Linked DNA regions of Homo sapiens: region 1 is linked to region 2. Evidence: chromatin loops called from intact Hi-C (ENCODE). Cell type or tissue: Calu3. All regions are shown on one strand. Links, peaks and the distances in the headings refer to the core of each region. The heading gives the core; the rest is flanking DNA.

Region 1 (10,173 bases), core at 2,390-7,389, 200 kb after region 2:
CTTCTATCACCCAGGCTAGACTGCAGTGGTATGATCACAGCTCACTGCAGCCTCAAACTCCTGGGCTCTCCTGCTTCAGCCTCCAAAGCAGGTGGACTACAGCTGTGTGCCACCCTGCTCAGCTATTTTTTTTTTTTAATTTTTTGTAGGGGTGGGGTCATCTTGCTATGTTGCCCAGGCTGGTCTCAAACTCTTGGCCTCAAGCAATCCTCCCACCTTGGCCTCCCAAAGCACTAGGATTACAACTGTAAGCCATCATGCCCAGCCAGCTTCAACAGTATTGACATTTTGGTACGGACAGTTATTTGGTGGGGCTGCCCTGTGCATGTTTAGCAGCATTCTAGGTCTCCATCCACCAGATTCTAGTGGTACCCCCCAAGGTATGACAACCAAAAATATCTCTAGACATTGCCAAAATCACCAGCAGTTGAAAACCACTAGACTAGATATACCCTCCATTTCTCCCCAGCTCTGATATCCTACAAAATATATTAAATATCTTATTTTCTTAAATGGTATTTGTTAAGCCACTGGTCAACAAGCCAACAGTGAGAATACTGTGAGAGGCGGAAGGACTGCTTGAGCCCAAGAGTTCAAGGCTGCAGTGAAGTATGATTGTACCACCACACTCCAGTATAGGAAATAGAGCAAGACCCTGACTCTTAAACAAATAAATAGAGAAATAAATAAATAGTGCTGACAGGCTGAGAAATTCTTATCTAGTCTATATCCACGTCATATAGAACTAAAGTTCTGAGAGGTCAGTGTTATAAATTAGAGAAAGTAAAATACAGTGACCGTTTGTACCCATTCTAATTTTAGTAGTGTCTAAAATCCTTATTTGGAAAAATCACAAAAGGTCATCAAAGTAATAAATAAGAAAAACTAAAGTAAATGAAGCATGCATCAATATTTCCATTCCATTTTCTATGCTAACTCATTCAGCTGGATTTTTTAAATGAGATAAAAAGAAAGGCATATTGCTGCATCATATGGAAATTCTAATTTTTTGAGGAACTACCGTACTGTTTTCCACTGTGGCTGTGTCGCTTTACATTCCCACCAACAATGCACAATGATTCCAATTTCATCCTCAGCAACACTTGTTATTTCCTGTTTTCTTGATAACAGCCATCCTAATGAGTACGAAGTGGTATTCCACTGGGATACTGACTTGCATTTCCTAATAATTGATGATGTTGAGCATCTTTTCACTGGTAATTTATATACTGGTAATTTATATATAAATTATCAATTTGGGAGAAATGTCTATGCAAGTCCTTTGCTTATTTTTTTAATTGATTGGGGTTTTTTTTGTAGAGTTTTAGAAGTTCTCCATATATTCTGGATATTAATCTCTTATCTGATACATGATTTGCAAGTATTTTCTCCCATTCTGTGAACTGCCTTTTTTCCCTGTTAATAGTGTCCTTCAAAGTACATATTTTTAATTTCGATGCAGTCCAATTTATCTATTTTTATTGTTGCCTATACCTTTAGAGCCATATTTAAAAAGTCATTATCAAATCCAATTTCACGAAGCTTTTCCCCTACATTTTCTTCTAAGAGTTTTATAGTTTTACATTTAAGTCTGTGATCTATTTTGAGTTCATTTTTGTATATGGTGTTAAATAAAGGTCCAAATTCATTCTTTTGCATGTGAATATCCAGTTTTCCCAGCATCATTTGTTGAAAAGACTGTCCTTTCCCCTGTTGAATGGTATTGGCATCATTGTCAAAAATTAATGACTAGATATTCAAGGGTTTATTTCTGGGTTCTCTATTCTATTCCATTCATCAATGTTTGTCTTTTTGCCACTGTCACACCGTTTTGATAACTACAGCTTTGCAGTAAGTTTTGAAAAAAAGAACTGTGAGTCCTCCAACTTTGTTCTTCTGAATTAAAAAAGCAGTGACACTACCAAATATTTGCACATCAGTATTTATAGCAGTCTTAGGACACAATAGGCAAAAGGCAGAAGCAACCCAAACATCCATCAACAAATGAATGGATAAACAAAATGTAGTATATGCATACAACACAATATTATGCAGCCTTAAAAAGGGAGGAAACTTTGACACATGCTGAAACATCAATAAACCTTGAGGACATTATTATAAATGAATAAGGCAGTCACAAAAGGACAAATACTAAATGATTCCACTCACATAAGGAACAGTCAAATTCATAGAGATAGAAAGTAGAATGGGTTCTTGCCAGGGACTGTTGGAGAGAAAATGGGGAGTTATTGTTAGATGGTTATAGTGTTTCAGTTTTGTAAGATGAAAAAAGTTCTGGTGATGGATGGTGGTAATAATTGCACCACAACGTGAATGTACTTAATAACACTGAACTGTAAAAATGGTTAAAACAGTAAATGTTATATATATTTGACCATAATTTTTAGAAATAAATTAATGTTTGTGAAAAAAGCACTGTGGGGAAAAAAAGGCATATTAAACATGTTCATCTAGTTCTGCCAACATGTGCACCTTTGGAAAACAAAAGAACTTTGTAATATCAAGAGCAATTTAAAGCTACTAACAATCCTTTAAAAATATTTTTAATAAATATATTAGGAAACCAGATTTACACCAACTTATTAATACCTGTTTTCACTCCAAATTCCTGTTAGACATCTCACAATCTATATCTGGTATTCAATCTGCTTGTATGTCATAAATATGTATACTTCAATAGGGGAAATAAATCCTCTACATATTCAATTTCCCTAAGGAATTTTCCTGAATTTTATCCTGTTTTTTTCTTCCATAAAATTAGTTTCAACAACCCAGAAACCAAACCCCCATCTCACAGATTGCCATTCTACAATGGAACCCTGACACTAAATCCAAGAGTATGAGTATCACCCAAATAACCCGTTCTTTGCAACAAGAACATATAATGGAAGATCACTTTCTCTGTTAAAGACATTAATTTCATAATTCACAAAAAATATATAAGAGAGCAAAGATTTTGCTAACACCCCTAAATTTAAAACTTATGCTGGAAAAGCAGCCAAGTGTGGTGGCTCACACCTATAATCCCAGCACTTTGGGAGGCCAAGGCTGGCGGATCACTTGAGGTCAGGAGGTCGAGACCAGCCTGGCCAACATGATGAAACCCCATCTCTACTAAAAATACAAAAATCAGCCAGGCATAGTGGTGTATGCCTATTATCCCAGCTACTCAGAGGCTGAGGCACAAGAATCACTTGAACCTGGGGAATGGAAGTTGCAGTGAGCTGAGATCTCGCCACTGCACTCCAGCCTGGGTGACAGAGTGAGACTCCAACTCAAATAAATAAATAAATAAATAAATAAAATAAAACAAAACGCTGGAAAAGGGACATCTTAAGAAAAAATTAAATTAAATGCCTAAGGTACCCCATGGTTCCAAAATGCTATAACAACTATATTCAAAAAAACCTCTAAATGTAAAGGGAATCAAAGCATGAAAAAACTGTGTTCCTCTTTTTAAAAACAAATAAAACCATAAAGCTTACCTAAATGTATGCTCTGGAAGAATCCCAGAGGACCACCTAGTCCTTTCCCTTCAATTTACTGATGAGGATACTGAGGCCCAAAGTCAACTCCCAAATATTGATATATTATAGACAAAAACTTGCCTTCACCGCATGCCTGTCCTAGTTTTCCAACCTGACTTCAGTGTATTAAAGTATCTGGTTATACAATTTCAGTGATGTTTACATAAGAAAACAAGTAAGTGGTTATATTAGTTTTCCCAAGCTGCTATGACAGGCCACACCTGTGGTGTAAAGGAATGGATACAGTAATGGAAAAACATCAAGTCCCATGAAAAGGCACATGTTTAGGCCTGTAGACTAATTCAGGAGGTCCTCAGCTATTCCTTTCCTCACCTAAATTTCCTCCAATAAGTGGGCCAAATATACACTAAGAACCACAACCAGGCAAGTTATATCAGTATAGAATAATGTTACAAACATACCTTAAACCTGACACACCAAAATCTTATTTTAATAACACACACACACACATACACTCTTTCTCTTTCTCTCTCTCTCAGAGAATGACAATACGAATGGATTTTTTATATGCCATGAGGAATCTGTCTCATTACTTATATGAATGAAAGCATGTGTGACACCAGGCACAGTGGCTCACGCCTGTAATCCCAGCACTTTGGGAGGCCAAGGGAGGCAGATCACCTGAGGTCAGGAGTTCGAGACCAGCCTAGCCAACATGATGAAACCCCGTCTCTACTAAAAATACAAAAATTAGCCAGGTGTGGTGGTGGGCACCTGTAGTCCCAGCTACTTGGGAGGCTGAGGCAGGAGAATTGCTTGAACCTGGGAGAGAGAGGTTACAGTGAGCCGTGATCGCATTACTGCACTCCAGCCTGGGTGACAGAGCAAGACTCTGTCTTAAAAAAAAAAGAAAGAAAGAAAGCATGTGTGGCATTCAACATAAAATCACACATACCCTACAAATCAACTACCTTTAACTGCCCTCTCCCACTCCCTGCTTCCCCAGAGGTCCAGCTGTTGCTCCTAATCAATACATCTCATTACGTACAGTGGTTAAAGCTGCCATTTGGAATGCAATGTTGATGAGGACATACTATTTTCTTTCTTCTAATTTTCAAAGCACTCATACTATTTTGTTCTATCAAAGGACAAGGAAGAGAAGCAGTTTAGTGGTACTAAATCCACACTCATCTGGATCGTCTGGAATACAAAATGCTCTATGCCTCTCTTCCTTTTCTTATAGCATTGCCTCTAATTATGCAATTCCTTCTTTGTCATATCAAGTAGTATTCAGCTTTACAACGTATGTCAGTAACCCACAATCCTTCAAATTCCGCCTTCTGATGGAATATAAAATGCTTTGCAGCAGTTCAAGTGCTGGCACAATGCCAACAGGGATGTTCTCATTTCAAAGGGTAGGCTGCCACCTGCTGACTTGATCCTTTCCCACTCAACATTCAGCACTCCCCAGAAAGCGAACTGATCTGGCACAAGGGTTTTCTTTGCTATGTCATTTAATGCAGTGTGACTTGATTGTTATATTGAACTATATCAACATAATCTTTTAGTTATTTTAAATACAAATTATCCTTTAAAAATCCTAAGCAGACAGTTATGCTTCTGTATAGCTAAAAATTCCTGCCCTATATTCAAAAGGGCAGATAATTTTTTAAGTATATGTTACTTTTTAAATATGCAAGAAAAATGTATTTTAATATATTTCTCTTCACCCTTTCCTTTATTCTTCACTTCTGAAAACAGAAGCTCACTTACTCTCATTAGAAAGTATCAGCGATTTAATTTTTCATCTTGATCAACATCCTCAACCTGAAATTAATAAAGTGTAACTTCACTGCCCTAAAACTATTGTAAAAATTCACAGCAGCTGCTGACAATAAAGCTAAAAGAGTTACTTAGCCATTAGTTAGCTCAGCCTCCTGCCATGACAGGAAACATAAATTTGCAGGTACCCTCTAAGAGCACTGGACTTTTTCAAGTTAAGAGTTAGTTTCTCCCCATTTTAACCTATTTTTTAAGGAAAATAAAATCAGACCAACCTAAATAATTAATGTGAGAGAGGGAAATCCCCTTCCTGAGACAGTAGGACACTGTCTAAGTGAGAGCAAAGGGTAAATTCACTCAACAGCACGCACTTCATAAATACTGCCTGATACAATATTAGGTCCTAGGGATCCATTCTGTGGAACAGCTTAAAGATCTGCTGCCTTTGACAACTTTCTGGTGGGAGTTATGGATTACAGTACAACTTTCAAGATTTAAAAGGTGCAGCGTGAATAGTGATAAAGAACTGCCTGAGTCTGCTTGGAGGGTCCGGAAGAGTTTCACAGGGGAATCTTCTGAAGAAGAAATAGGAGTCTACCAGGTAATCAGACAGGGTAGAGAGACCCAGATAGCAAGTGCAAAGGAAGAGAGAAGAAAAAACAACAGGGGGCTTAAGAGAAACAACCAGTAACTCAACATTAGTTTTAATAAAAATTTTAAAAAGCTCAAGTTCCTAGGTCTGTAGAGTAAAAACTAAAAAATAGATAAAATAAATAAAATAAAAATAAAAGCAGATGAGGTCAGGTAGCTACCTAAGTAGTTCTCAAAGTCTTTGGTAGCCAGGCGCAGTGGCTCATGCCTGTAATCCCAGCACTTAGGGAGGCCGAGGCAGGTGGATCACAAGGTCAGGAGTTTGAGACCAGCCTGACCAACACAGTGAAATTCCATCTCTACTAAAAATACAAAAATTAGCAGGGCATGGTGGTATGCGGCTGTAGTCCCAGCTACTCAGGAGGCTGAGGCAGGAGAATCACTTGAACCCAGGAAGCAGAGGCTGCAGTGAGCCAAGATCGCACCACTGCACTCCAGCCTGGGCGATAGAGCGAGACTCCATCTCAAAAAAAAAAAAAAGTATTTTGTATGTCCTGCTAAGAAATATGCATGTTAAAATCATCACACTGGCAACAAGATAGGGAATGGATTGGAGGGAGGGTAAGACTAAAGGAGTGGTGACTGCTAAGAAAAGAAATAAAACTCTGCAGGCAGAGAAAAATGAAAGATCTTAAGTATCAGGGCAGTAAGAATGGAAAGGAGGGGCCAGATTAGATATAATTATACAACTTCACTGGATGTGGGGAACTAGAAAGAAGGAAGACACTTAGAATTTCCCCAGTGTCTGGCTTAGGTAACTAAATGGATGGTGATATATTCACCAAAATAGGAAATGCACTAGGAGGCATATATTTGCTGGGTGCATGTAGCAGCCTTAGGTGTGGAAATGCTGAGTTTGAAGTGACTGTGGAACACTGAGGTGAAGATGTGCAGTAGAAACTGAATACACAGATCTGAAGCTCAGAACGGAAGTCTGAACTAGAGACAGAAATTCAGGAGTCACCAGTGTATGAGCAGCAGATGGCATCGATAAAATGCCCCAGACAGAAGGGGTAAGCAGAGTGTTATGGATGAGAACCTGGGCAGACAGGCAGCAGAGGACTCAACAGCCTACACAAACCCCTAGATTTTTTGGGAGGAATAAATGAAGCAGTACATGTAATACACTCAGAACAGTACCTGACGCAGTGAGTTGAATAAATATTAGCTATTCAGAAAGCACATGGCATGCTACTACACTGAGTCAGGCAAGATGGAATTGTGAGGTCTAGACACTGCTCCACAGCATAGTTATACTGGATACAGAGAAGACTCAGTTACAGAAGTATAATTCTGTGTTTGAAATATTAGTTAATATATACAAACATATTCAAATACAGTCTAGAAGTATATATACCAAGACGTGTACAGTGGTTATCTCCAAGTTATCTCTGAAAACATGAGCAATTTTTATTTTCTTTATGCTTTTCTATATTTTCCAAATTTTCTACAATGTATATGCATTACTTTTGAAATCAAATGTGTAAAGATTTTTAACTGTTTATTAAAGATCTAAAAGTTTGTAGCAGGAGTCTAAATGATCAGGAAAAATAATCTTTTGCCCAACTACCTCAAGCTCTAAGCAGGTATTAGAAGTAGGAGAAAGCAGACGGACTGGATCCAGAAACTCAACCTGCTATAAATGGAAAAGAAAAGACTAAGCTGGAAGTTCCCAATAAGTGAGATGGAACATGTATGGGTTCTTGGATTTAAGTATAACATAACCTCAGAAAGAGTGGAACAGAAAAAGAGACAACAATTTAAAAAAAAATTTTAAAGACCCTCACTCCTCTTGCCCCGTATGAATACACAAGCAATATAGAGCAATGCCAAAGGAAAGAAGAGAGGGAGATATCAGCTCCTGCCAGCCCTCACGTGAACTGCTTTGCTGAATTCTAAATCAGGTAAGACTAAGACAAAAAATAAAATGTCAAAAGCATTTCAAAGGTATCCCTAACAATAGGAGGTCAAAACACATTCCTTACACTGCAAGTCAGAAGAGTGGGAATTCAAAGATGGACCAAAATGCATTCTGATTATTTTAACTGAGTCAAATGAAATTAATAAAAGCAATGGGCAGAAATCAATCACATGCCAATTAAAGACATCAGCTGGGATAAAACATGTAAGAAGGATAATGTGATGGTTCATTATATGTCAACTTGACCAGGCTATGGCACCCAATTATTAATATTTGGTCAAACACAGGTGTAGAAGTTGTTGTGAAGGTATTTTTTAGATGTGATTAGCGTTTAAATCAGTAGATTTTGAATAAAGCAGATTACCTTTTATAATGTGGGTAGGCTTCATACAATCAATTTAAGGCCTTAAGAGAAAAGACTGCAGGTTCCCGAGCAAAAAGAAATTCAGCCTCAAGGCTAAAACAGAAACCCTGCCTGAGTTTCAAGTCAACCAGTTTGCCCTATGGACTTGCCAGCCAGTTCCTTAAAACTAAACTCACATGAGCCAGTTCCTTAAAAACTAAATCCCTCTCCCTCTCTCTCTCTCTCTCTTCCCGAAAAGATAAAGTTTGCTAATAAAGACCCAACAGGCAGAATCTCCAACTGGAGGCAATGGAATTGAAATTGGCTCAGGCAGCTAGCAATAAAACACCAAAGGTTCTTGGACAGAAGAATGACACAATAAATAATATACATTTAATGACAATTATTTTGGAATCATTTACACTGTATGTGTAATATGAACTAGATCAGAGGGATACTAGAAGACATTTGAGAAAATATAGGCCAAAGGATTCTGCGGGTGGCGTTGGAAATGAAAAGGAATTCATCCATACAATGGGGATATGACAAAAAATTTAGTAGGCATATTTTGTATTTTTAAGATCTTTTAGTAAAAGTTCTATCAGAATACTATTCATATAGGTATTTACTTACCATATTTGTCTCGCAAGCCAACAGTGCATCTAAAGACTCCACCAAAGGCAACATCTTCACCAAATATTACTGAAAAACAGTATTTAAATAATACATTTTATTTAATAATCTCTAAATAATACTAACAATGAGAAATAAGTAATTTAAATGTTTACATTTTAAATCACAAAAGATAAATGGACCATAGATCTCGATCAAGGTTTCTCAACTTCTACATTATTGACATTTTAGACTAGATGATTCTTTTGTTGTGAGGGTCTGTCCTGTGCACTGTAGATACATAGCAGCAACCCTGGTCTCTACCCACTGGATGACAGTTACCACACACACACACACACACACACACACACACACACAGTTGAGACAACAAAAAGTGTCTTCACTTACATTGTTAAATGTAAACAGAGTTGTGGGAGTGGAGACTAAGATCATCCCCAGTTGAGAAAGAACCACTGATCTAGAATCTCATTTGTTTTATCCATGAAGAAAACGAGACCAGAGAAGTGGTAAATTGACTGGCCAAGTCAGAAAGCTAGAGGCAGAACTATGACTCATGCTCCAGACTTCCAGGCCTGTGGTTTTTCCTGAGACACAGCATACAGTAAGTAAGCCATCAGAAGAGCATTCCAAGCTAAGGGAACAGTCACAAATAGGAAAGGGATTTAGACTGTGTGAAGCAGAAAGGAGGCAAGCACGAAGGACACAGTAAGCAAGGCAAAGAATGGTGTAGGTGGAAATTGGCAGGAGCTTTAAAATAAGGGGTATTCATAGAGCTGAATGCTAGTCTCATAAACGTACCTAACCAGTTTTTATCGACCCCAAGAAAAAACTCACCCTTCTCTATGTTTGAATTTACTTCTCTAGTTCAATCATCCGCAAGTAGCATTCAAAACAAATCAAGATCTAATCATCCTTTAGTCCAGCTCCCACTTCTCCCTAAAAAATAACCTGTTTTTCATTTAACCTTAAAACTACAGATTATCAGGTGGAAGGTGGAAGCCCAATGTATAGTCAACATATATGCACACACACACATATATAAACTGTATATATAGATATATGTTAAATATATATGTATATACATATATGAAGTAAAGCCAATCAAATTTGAAAACATACAGTGGAAGAACAATTGGTTTTGTATCAATGATTTAATAAGATGAAGATTAAGATACTTATAAAATTATATATAAATATTACAATTATTTCCAAAACATATTACAAGTTGAATGACAATGTATTCCAAAGGGAAGCATAAAATCAAGTCTTCATTTTATAAATAAATAGCTGAATGAAAAGGTATTTTGTTTTCTTCTATGTGCCAAAGAAACAGG
Region 2 (10,173 bases), core at 3,050-8,049:
GGCAATGCTCTCAAATTTCCACAGACGCTGAAGCTTCTCAAATTTTATAGTTCAAATTCTTCCTATAGAAGAAAGCACTGACGGCAACGTTTGAAAGTGGAATTTCCTTAGAATGTGGAAGCATAATGATAAACATAAGCGACTTGCAGCACTGGGTCATCTCATGAACAAATCGCTCTCTGTAAGGTAGGATTTCTGATTTGCTTGGCACCAAGAAATGTAAAATACTCCTGAAAAGTGGCTTTTGATGATCATACAAAGCATTCAATTTTTCTTCTTTTTTTTTTTTTTTTCCCACAAAATTCTTCATCTAGCAGTCTTAACACCACCAAATGGTGTTCTGAAGACAGAAATCAATCCTGGCTAAAGCAACCAGACAATTCTTTTGTCTCACGAAACAGAAAACATATTCTTTTAGAATTTGAAAGATTAGAGCTACATTAAGATTTCTCCTAAAACTTGTTACTGTCCCAATTTTGCAACCTGTTTTTAAGTTTGAAGACTAATTACAAAACGAAACTACCAGAATAGAGTGATTTCTCCCTCTCTGGCACCATCTTTCTAAAAAGTATGAGAAGCCAGACAGTTTTTGAAAGGATTAAATTAGACAAAATAAAAAGTATATATATATACATATAAAAAATGATGACTGAAATATTTGCTATTTTACAAATTGTAATCTTTTGATAAAACAGTTTTATTTTACTGCTTTTTCCCTTCTCTTTAAATATGCTAAATTTCTTTTAGTGTATGTTTAAAAGAATGCAAAGGACTTGCTAAACATAAAAAAGACAAGAAAAGGGGGAGGGGGGAATCTATTTTTATCTACACAATGCCAAAAGAGATGTACCAATGTTTTTACTAAAATTAAACTTTTTTTTTTTTTTAACAGTTAATCTTGGGTGCCATAGCAACACAGCCTTTAAAGCTTGGTTTTGCTCAGTGAATAAATCAGACCAAGTCATTTTTCAGCAGTTTAATTCCAGTCACCAGATCACTGCAATTTTACTAATAAAGCACAGCAGAAATAAATGTTCTATACTATCATCATTAGGGAAATGTAATCAGAAATTTGTTAATTGAACCCCATTAGTAAATTTATCTTTGTACTCTCAAAGTTTAATAATTGAACAAATTAACAAAGCAAACAAGTTTCTGGCAGGAATATCTGACCTAAGTAAGAAAAAATTGCTTGAAATTGCCCTATTATTTATATGCAGATGATTTTTGCTAGCATGATGAGTTCAAACTATTCATTAAAACACATCTAGCAATTGTAATTATTGTTTGTATCCAATGGAAATAAAATTCAGAATTCAAAATATACTTTTCTACTATATTTACCCTATGGTTCAACTTTAAATTTGGTTAGTATTTTATACAAAGAAGTCTTTCAGATTGAATGTCTTAATTTGCATGCACACATTTTCACATTCAAATTTCAAGAACTGGGAGACATTTCAGAATTAGGGGAAAAATACACATGCCTCCTTTTTTACTCCCATAATTGGGTAAATGGTATGCTGATAAGATGAGCCCAGTTTTATACCTATTTTCACAAAGTACATATTACATGCTCAGTATAGACAAATTTCTAATAAATCTGATAAAACCATTGATCCATTAATGAAGAGGTAGTTAGTGACTGGAATCTGGTTCTGGATACTTTCATAGTTAAGTATAAAATATAAAATTAAAAATGCCCAGAGATACTATTTATTAATAAACTTAGGTAAACTAAATGTATATAGTTCATATAAAAAGCTATTAGTCACATATTTTGTTTAGATGAACCAGGGCATTTACTTAATAATTTTTATCTACTTACTTGGGGCTAAACTACATAAATTCAATCATGTCCCTCAATTAGGAATTACAGGCTACTAGAGATACAGGAGTTTGTGTATTTGTCATACACCAAAGATAATGACTTATATAAGCACCCATGGACACGCAAACAATTCCGTGCATAATTGGCACATCCCATCCTGGCGGAAATCCAGAGAAACAACATGGAGGCATATAGAAAAAAAATGTATTTGCCCATATGCCTGTTTTAAAAAAGGAATATGTGCATGTGTACAAAGAACAAAAAAACCCAGCTATTTAGTTACCCAGACTAAATAGTAACCACACAGATATTATTTAATCATAAATAAAAATAGCTGTTTATATAGTCTCCTTTAATCCTTTCAACAACTTTATGTAGTAGTAAAGACAAGAAACTGAAGCTGGGAGAGGTTAAGTGAGGTGACCACTATCACACAGGTGTACAACATTTGCTGGTATATGCACCAAGGCTCCTGGTTAATTTTAGGTGCACTGCATAAGACTTCAGGTTTAAGTTTTCGTAAAAGTCTTGCTTGGATACAAGGGGAATTCTGTACTTAGTGCTATTATTGTACCTATGAAAAAGAGACTAGTAGAATTATCTGCATGTTTATGTCAAGTCCAATAAGGATTTTAAAAACATTTATAAAAAGCTTAGCCGTTTAATTCCTTTTTGGGGGAGCTAGGGGGTCGGTCATTGGGGAATACAGGATCTCTTTAATCAGAGTTACAGTAGGTTCCGTACGAATTTGTACTTTTTTTTTTTTTCTTTTTAGTGCTTGCTGGGAAGATGAGCAAGTAAGAGGAAGGATGGACATGGGTGGAACTTTCTGATTAATTCCTAGCCGTTTGCCTGCATGCAGGGCATGAGCTGCCACTTGAGTTCTAAAACTGGTTTTGAATTCTGATTTGAACCTGATTCTGACTTGAGATTTGATGGTGAACATATGGTAGGATGTAAGTTTGAAGGTGTTTTTTTTTTTTTTTTACTATAAGGGTAAAAAAAATCATCAGAGTGCTTCATCAATAAATTAAACTTGTTCCCTCTCATTTATTTCCTTATTTATGGCTAGACAAATTTAGGTAACTAAGTAATTTGATTAAAATGTGACAACTTTTTGACAGATTAGAAAATATTTTACATAAACATAGTTTACAAGTTTTATCCTAGCCTTAACTTAAACTGGAATATAAAATTTAACCTCTCCTCTCAGTATTTTACAGCTATTCTCCACAGTTAATTCACTTTGTAGAACTCTAATACTAAAGAACAAACTTCAGGAGTATTTAAAGAAATGTCTCGAGTATAAAATTAAATTCATTTTTTTTCTTTGCAATTAAAGCAACACATACCAGAACAAGCCATTGCAATTAAATTAACCTTAAAATGTAAATACAAGTGCAGTATAGGATCTCACTGTCTCAGACTGCACTCTCCAGCTTCAAGTGGTGGTTATTGGCACAGCCCTCACGGCTGGCACTGGGGTGTTTATTAAAGAGCTGTGGGCTCTCATGAGAGGTGTAAAGCTAGTTGTACACACATAAGCGCCATCAAGCAGACATGGGCACATGCTGATGGATCAATCCCCTTGCACAGGTCTCAGTTGTCTGAGACAAGCATTTCAGTCATCCCTGCGAAGCACAGCTTTTAAAAACTCTTCAAAAAATTATATATGCATATAATACATCTGGGTTTATGGTGCATTAAATTTCATCATTTTCAATTCCTAGTCCCCCCCAAATGAGCATGCTTACAATTGACATAACAAATAACCAACCCCCAAGGATTTTCTTTAGGTTTCTTCAAATGCTAATTATGTAGCAAATCTAATTAAGCTCAAGTGAATCACTTCAGCAGTAGGTACTTTGGTTACTTCATAAATGCCAAAAGGGATGAGAAGTGTCTATTCTCCCTCCAAAGCAGTCATGCTGTGTGCCAAACTGATAACTGTTAAACACAGCTGCAGAGCAAATGTGCAGTTTTGGTCCTGTAAATACAGTGTTCACACATCAACCTGCGCTGTGAGTGATGTAGAATTCAGAACAACCGACTGCAGATTGGCTCATGTTACATGAGTATTATAGATGAGTGCTGTTTCACCCAGCACAGCTTGAGCAGATTTTGATGGGCCATGAAAGTTCCCTCTACCTAAGAATATATACTGAAACTCTAAAAACCCCAAATATTGATAAATTTATTGGATCAACATCTGGTTGAAGTGGTTTGCTTTTAAGCTCCATAGCTCACAAGAATAAAAGTATAAAGGTCATTTTGTGTGTCTGAGAGCACATTTATGGAATGGTTAACACAAAAATCTATTATTTAATGTCATCCCTGAAGAAATATATGCTGTCTTTATTATAAATGTTTTTCCTTTAATTCCAGTAGGTAAAAGTGCAAAACAAACCTATAAGCAAATCTAAGCTAAAATAAACTCTTTTTATTTTAGAAACTCAATTTCCATGGAAGGAAATCCTTTTCAGAGGGGCTCTCTCAACTGGGTGGGTTGCCGGATGCTTAAGGCCATGACTGCATTCCCTCCAGAGGCTGTTAGATCACTATGGCAACTAACTTTTCCCTATCAATAAGCAAGAGCTACAAACGCTAATATTCTGAAAAAGCCATTTCCTTTTCTGTGGCATTAACAATATAACCTAGTTTCAAGATAGAAATATACCTCTTTTTGTGCAAAACGATTATCTTTGCTGGTAATTACTAGAATTCAGCTTTGCAAATAAATGCAAAAATAGCAAAATCAGCCACTGTACTTCAGTTTCAAAACAAGGTAAAATTTGTGACATAGTAATCTAAGGATGGTACAGCTAAAGTGGGTTGGGTGTGTAGGTCTGGGCAGAAAAAAAATTGGGTATTTTAGGAGCAAATGTCATATGAGAAGGAAAACTGACAAGAAAACAACACATGCTTCCACGTAGCTCTTGGAGTTTCTTAAAAGAAGCACACATTTCAACAGTTATATTTCATACCTGTAGTTGTTTCTAGATATCTAATTCTTACTGTGTAGGGTAACAAATAAATTGACATTTTCCAAATTAAATACATATCCTTCCTATTTAGGGAGGTATTTGCCAGCTTTGTCTTCACTGGTTCGAGTATCAACAGCTAAATCTCTTAAGTGGTGTCTCATTTTAGGTATGCAAAAACATCTCCAAGTATCACATACACAGATTTACAAGCCCAAATGGATCAGAGGTACAATGACTGACATGGAGCAGGGATCAGTAAATATTTGTGAATGCATAAATATAGATTAAACAAACAATTCCAGTTTGTATTTCTATTCTGTATCATCCTGGAGTATTAATGAGCTTTGCTACTGATGAGGCCAAATATATATATATGTCAGCAAGACAGGAAGTAGGGTGTGGATGCTTTTACTTCTTAGCAATTCCTGAACCTTCAACTCATCCACTAGATGCCACACTGGTGCCATTTTGATCATGTCCCTTTCCTAGATAAAAGGTTTTCCTGGTTCCCCAAAGTTTATTCTTTATCTCTATTTTCTCCACAAAGCCCAGTAAAGACATGCACATGCCTGCCTTCATACCAAAGCTTTTTTTTTTTTATAAGATCACCTTGACACAAGCCTCTCTCTTCTAAAACTCTTGTTTTCCTACACCCTGCTATCTTCACATTCTACTTTTCAAAGTCAGCTCAAATGCCCTTCTCCACGAGCCTTTAGGATGTTGGTACTGATCTTTTTAAAAATGCATTCATGTTTCAATCACTTATTAATATGTGAGTGTCCACAATGTCCCTATCCTCATAGAGTTTTATGTTTTAGTTGGGGGAAGGTGTTTGAGGAGTGCTAAAAAGGAAGTAAGTAAGGGGTCTGTGATAGAGACTAACAGGGAGCTCTGAGTTGCACAGTATGCTCAGGAAAGGGCTTTCTAAGGTGGTGTCATTTGAGAAGGAGAAACCAGATCTGCAAAGAACCCAGGAGAAGCACTCCTGCCAGGTCACACAGCAAGTACAAAGCTAGGAATGCAGAAAGGAGCCTGGTGAGATCCAGTTATTGAGAGAAGGCCTATGAAAGGGCAGCACCAGCACAGGGAGGAGGGGGAGACACCCAAAGTGGGACAATGGAGCAGTAGGAAGCAGGGGACAACCAGATGCAACCACAGTGTCTGATGGCCAGTTGACCAGCCCTGCCAGGAAGACAGTAACAGATTGTCTTCATACTTTACATGGCTATATTTTATAGAATATATACAGGGGTAGCTAGGAAGCATTACAAGACTCTCCAGGAAACCTCTCAGGGTTCATTTATAGGATACCCAGAAATATCATTAGATGTGAGTAATATTTTTGCTGGTAATCTAAGTGAGACACAATACAGTGAGTGGTAAGTCAAACACACTATCAATATGAGCAGATCCTATGTTTTTGTAATTTCATGAAAATTATTTTATTCAGTAAAAAAGTTTTTAAGGAGTAATACTAAAATGCCCATTTCTCAGAAACTTAGAAAAATTAAAATAGGGGATTTTAGAATTGAAAGAAGTTAGTCACTGTAGTTTGTAAGTAATTGGAATCCTTTCTTGGCTACTATTCAAGTATTTTTTCTCTTCTAGTAATCTAATATATTTATTACCATATCTAGTGCCTTAAAGATATCAATTTCCCATTTACTCACACTACTGGTTTCCACTCCCTATTTCTTACCTCTTTCAGTATTTTTTAAATGATTATGTATTGTAAAGAAAAAGGCTCAAAATTGAGCAACCTAGCAACATGCACAAAGATTGTATTTTTATAAATGTTGTCTATTGTATCTTTGGCAAGGAGTAGGAATCTACCGTGGAGAGAAACAGATTTTCATCTGCTTTATCTAGGGGCAGTAAAGGAAAACCTTTCTCCCTCATTGACATTCTCTCTGTGTTTTCAGTCACTAAGGCTGATTAAAATACAGCAAATTCTGAGCTAGTACCATAATAATTTTGCTACCTAGCAACTTGGGGTAATTGCAAGTTAGTCTAAAAATGAAGGCAAAATAAAATTAGAAAGTTTTCTGTATACCCAATTATACAACGTTCAGGAGGGTATATTTGTTTTCCCTTAGATTCCGATTTATGAGATTTCTGATTGTTTGAAAATTCTACTATGTCGCCTCTAGATATGCACTGATCTCTTATAAAGTATAAGTTAATTCCAATCAGCTAACTTTTTATGTTGTGAAAAATGTTCCCTTTGGGAAAAACTAAAGAATGACAAAACATCTCAACTTCTTTGGGTTTAGGGCTAATATTGTATTAGAAAGGAGACGAGAGTCCTTGTCCTGAATCTGTTATCAACTAGGTGAGTGACAAGACAGTGTAGCTCTCCCTTTTCCACTCAATCAGCCACACTGCCAGTGTACACTGATCAGCATGATAATAAAGAAAATCAAACTCCAGTAGCTAAAAGAGTAAATGCCCTTCCTGAATCCTTTTAATAGAATATATCGTAGCATGCAATGTCTGGCACAAAGCAGGCATTCAACAAATCAAAGTTTACCTGCAAAATCTAGTTTTCCCTTATCTTAATATCTCTCAGGCTGGGAGAATGAGAAGGGCTTGAAAGTCCTTAGTCCCTCAATACTGGTAACAGAAACATAGTCTGAACAAAAAGAACTTCAGCCCTTGGTTCTTGACAAAGCTCAACTCAGATGGTCGTCAGGTGACCATTTTAATACTAAAAGGCAGACAAAAAGAAAAGAACATACAGATGGTCACAGAGAAAAAATGAAAGGAAGGAAGGAAGGGAGGGAGGGGAGGGGAGAAGGGAGGGGAGAAAAGGGGAGGGGAAAAGGGGAGGGAAAAAAGAGAAAGGAAGACATTAAGAAACACCAAGGACCTTATGAAATCATTAAACACTTTTTTAAGAGGCATTATTCTGAATAAATGCTGAAGGGGGCTAACTTCATAGTAGCGAGATCACAAAGTACATAAAAGCTGGCCATATTGGTATAATATTACCACCATAAACAAAATGGGTGGGGAAAGACATCTTGAAAGAGAAGTATGAGAATTCCTCAAATACGAGGTACAGAGAGGGCAGAGAAAACACTATTTATTTTGTAATAAAAACCTAAAAAGTTGGACGAACTCTTTCATGGTGAAATGCAAAAGACTGCAAGTTTCCTGAGACCTTCCCAGCCTTGTGGGATTGTGAGTCAATTAAACCTCTTTCCTTTATAAATTACCCAGTCTCAGGTATGTTGTTATAACATTGTGAGAATGAACTAATACAGTCCCCAAATTAAGAAATGTTCAACTTAAAAATTTTTTGATTTTACAATGGTGCAAAAGCAAAATGTATTCAGTAGAAACCGTACTTTACTCATACAACCATTCTGTTTTTCACTTCCAGTATTCAATAAATTACATGAAATATTCAACACTTCATTATAAAATAGGCTTTGTGTTAGATGATTTTGCCCAACTGTAGGCTAATGACCACACTTAAAGCATACAAGGCTAAGTTACAGGTTAGGTGTATTAAATGTATTTTTGACCTACGATACTTTCAATAATGAGTCTACTGGAAGGTAACCCCATCATAAGTTGGGGAGCATCTGTACTGTTTTTGCAACTTCCTGCTGGCTTATACTTATGTCAAACTTAAACAATTTTTTTTTAAAACATAGGCACAGGTTAAAAAGAGTACCTTGCTAATCTGAATCTTACGATAACAAAGAAGGCATATATATGAGAAGGTAGAAAGGCTGGAAATTGGAGTCAAGTAATAAACAAGGCTCTCATGTAGTCTGTCAGTAAACATCTGTGTGACTCTGGGCAAGTTACTTACTCTTTTTTTTTCTTTTCTTTTGAGACTGAGTCTCGCTCTGTTGCCCAAGCTGGAGTCCAGTGGTGCGATCTCAGCTCACAGCAACTTCTGCCTCCTGGGTTCAAGCAATTCTCTGGGATTACAGACACAAGCCACAATGCCCTGCTAACTTTTGTATTTTTAGTAGAGATGGAGTTTCACCATATTGCCCAGGCTGGTCTCGAACTACTGACCTCAAGTGATCTACCTACCTCGGCCTCCCAAAGTGCTGGGATTACAGGTGTGAGCCACTGTGCCTGGCCAAGTAACTTACTCTTCTTAGTCTGTTTTCCTCTTTTGTAGAAAGGGTAGTCCTCTATCCTACAAAGTTTCTAAAAATTGGATGTGTTAATTTTAGTGAAATCCAGTACATGATTGGCATACAGTGGATCTTGAAAGAAAAATCAGTTTTCTTGCTCCTATAACCTATACTATACTATGGTGAAACAAAGTGAGAGACAGACATAAAACAGAATTTCATAGGTCAACAATAAAGGTCTCAAATGCCAAATCTAAGTGATGCCTCAGCCTGGAGGATTACAGAGAAGATCTCCAAGAATACCGGACTTCTTTCATTCATCAAACAGTAGCATTCAGGCTCTGCTATAGTAAGCTTATGGCGGAGACTCTTTCCTGAAAAATGTATCCCCACATCTTTAAAAATAACGTTTTATTTTGAGGTATTTTAAAATTTAGATAAAAACTATGAAAACAGTACACAGTTTTCCCATATATCCCACAACCGGTTTCCACCATTGTTAATATTATTAACATCCTACACTAATATAGTGTATTTGTCACAATTAATGAACCAGTATTGACACATTAACTAAAGCCCAACCTGTATTGAGATTTCCTCGGTTTTGCTCTAATGTCCTTTTTCCACTCTGGGATCCCATCCAGAATCCAAATTACATTCAGTCCTCTTGTTTCCTTAGTATCCCTTGGCTGCGACAGTTTCTCAGACTTTTGTTGTTTTTTGATGACTTGGACAGTTTTGAGGAGTACTGGACATATATTCTGTAGAATATCCCTCAACTGAAATTTGTCTGGTGTTTCTCTCATGACTGAACTGGGGTTATGAGATTTTTGCTCATGTGTTTTTAATCCCAAACTTTAATCCCAAATTAAACAGAAGTAATTGAAGTTTGACAATTTAAACTTCCAAAACTAGCAACAGGTTTTCTGCTCATTGTCTAGTTAAGAAACTGCTTTGAGATACCAAATCATTTCTTAAGAATGTGATCACCACCATCAAATGGATTAACTCAAACATGTGTCATTTACATTGTATACAAAACAGTCCTAAAATTAATAGTTATGGGCTTTATCTTAAACAGTTTTTAGACTGTTAACTATTTTATTTCAACTGCTAATGTCATTTTGCAGGAGGCTTTGAGAGTCATTTAAAATTCTTACTAGCATTTGTTCCATTTTTCAGACAAATAGATTGCAGGGTCTTAAATGACATACCTAGCAATTACATTTTTCTATAAAATAGTAACCAGAAAAGGTAA

Evidence for each region. A loop is a pair of places that touch in the nucleus more often than their neighbours do. Peaks named below come from ENCODE experiments on the same cell type or tissue, not always from the same donor. Only the 100,000 strongest peaks of a DNase experiment are listed, where the experiment ranks them.
Region 1: a loop joins it to region 2, with 31 times the contacts of the local background. A loop is called at or near these places in 12 of 110 quality-filtered maps.

The regions. Positions count from the first base shown.
Region 1 is chr6:80,127,896-80,138,068 of GRCh38, reverse strand. It overlaps BCKDHB (branched chain keto acid dehydrogenase E1 subunit beta), which reads right to left. Exons shown (of 10, transcript NM_183050.4): 3 at 8,840-8,908. Among named protein-coding and RNA genes, the nearest start is that of BCKDHB, 26 kb to the right of the region's middle. In Calu3, for the core only: no CTCF peak of the experiment used is centred there; a DNase peak (open chromatin) is centred at 4,908.
Region 2 is chr6:80,325,352-80,335,524 of GRCh38, reverse strand. All of the region lies in intron 9 of BCKDHB (branched chain keto acid dehydrogenase E1 subunit beta), which reads right to left. Among named protein-coding and RNA genes, the nearest start is that of BCKDHB, 220 kb to the right of the region's middle. In Calu3, for the core only: no CTCF peak of the experiment used is centred there; no DNase peak of the experiment used is centred there.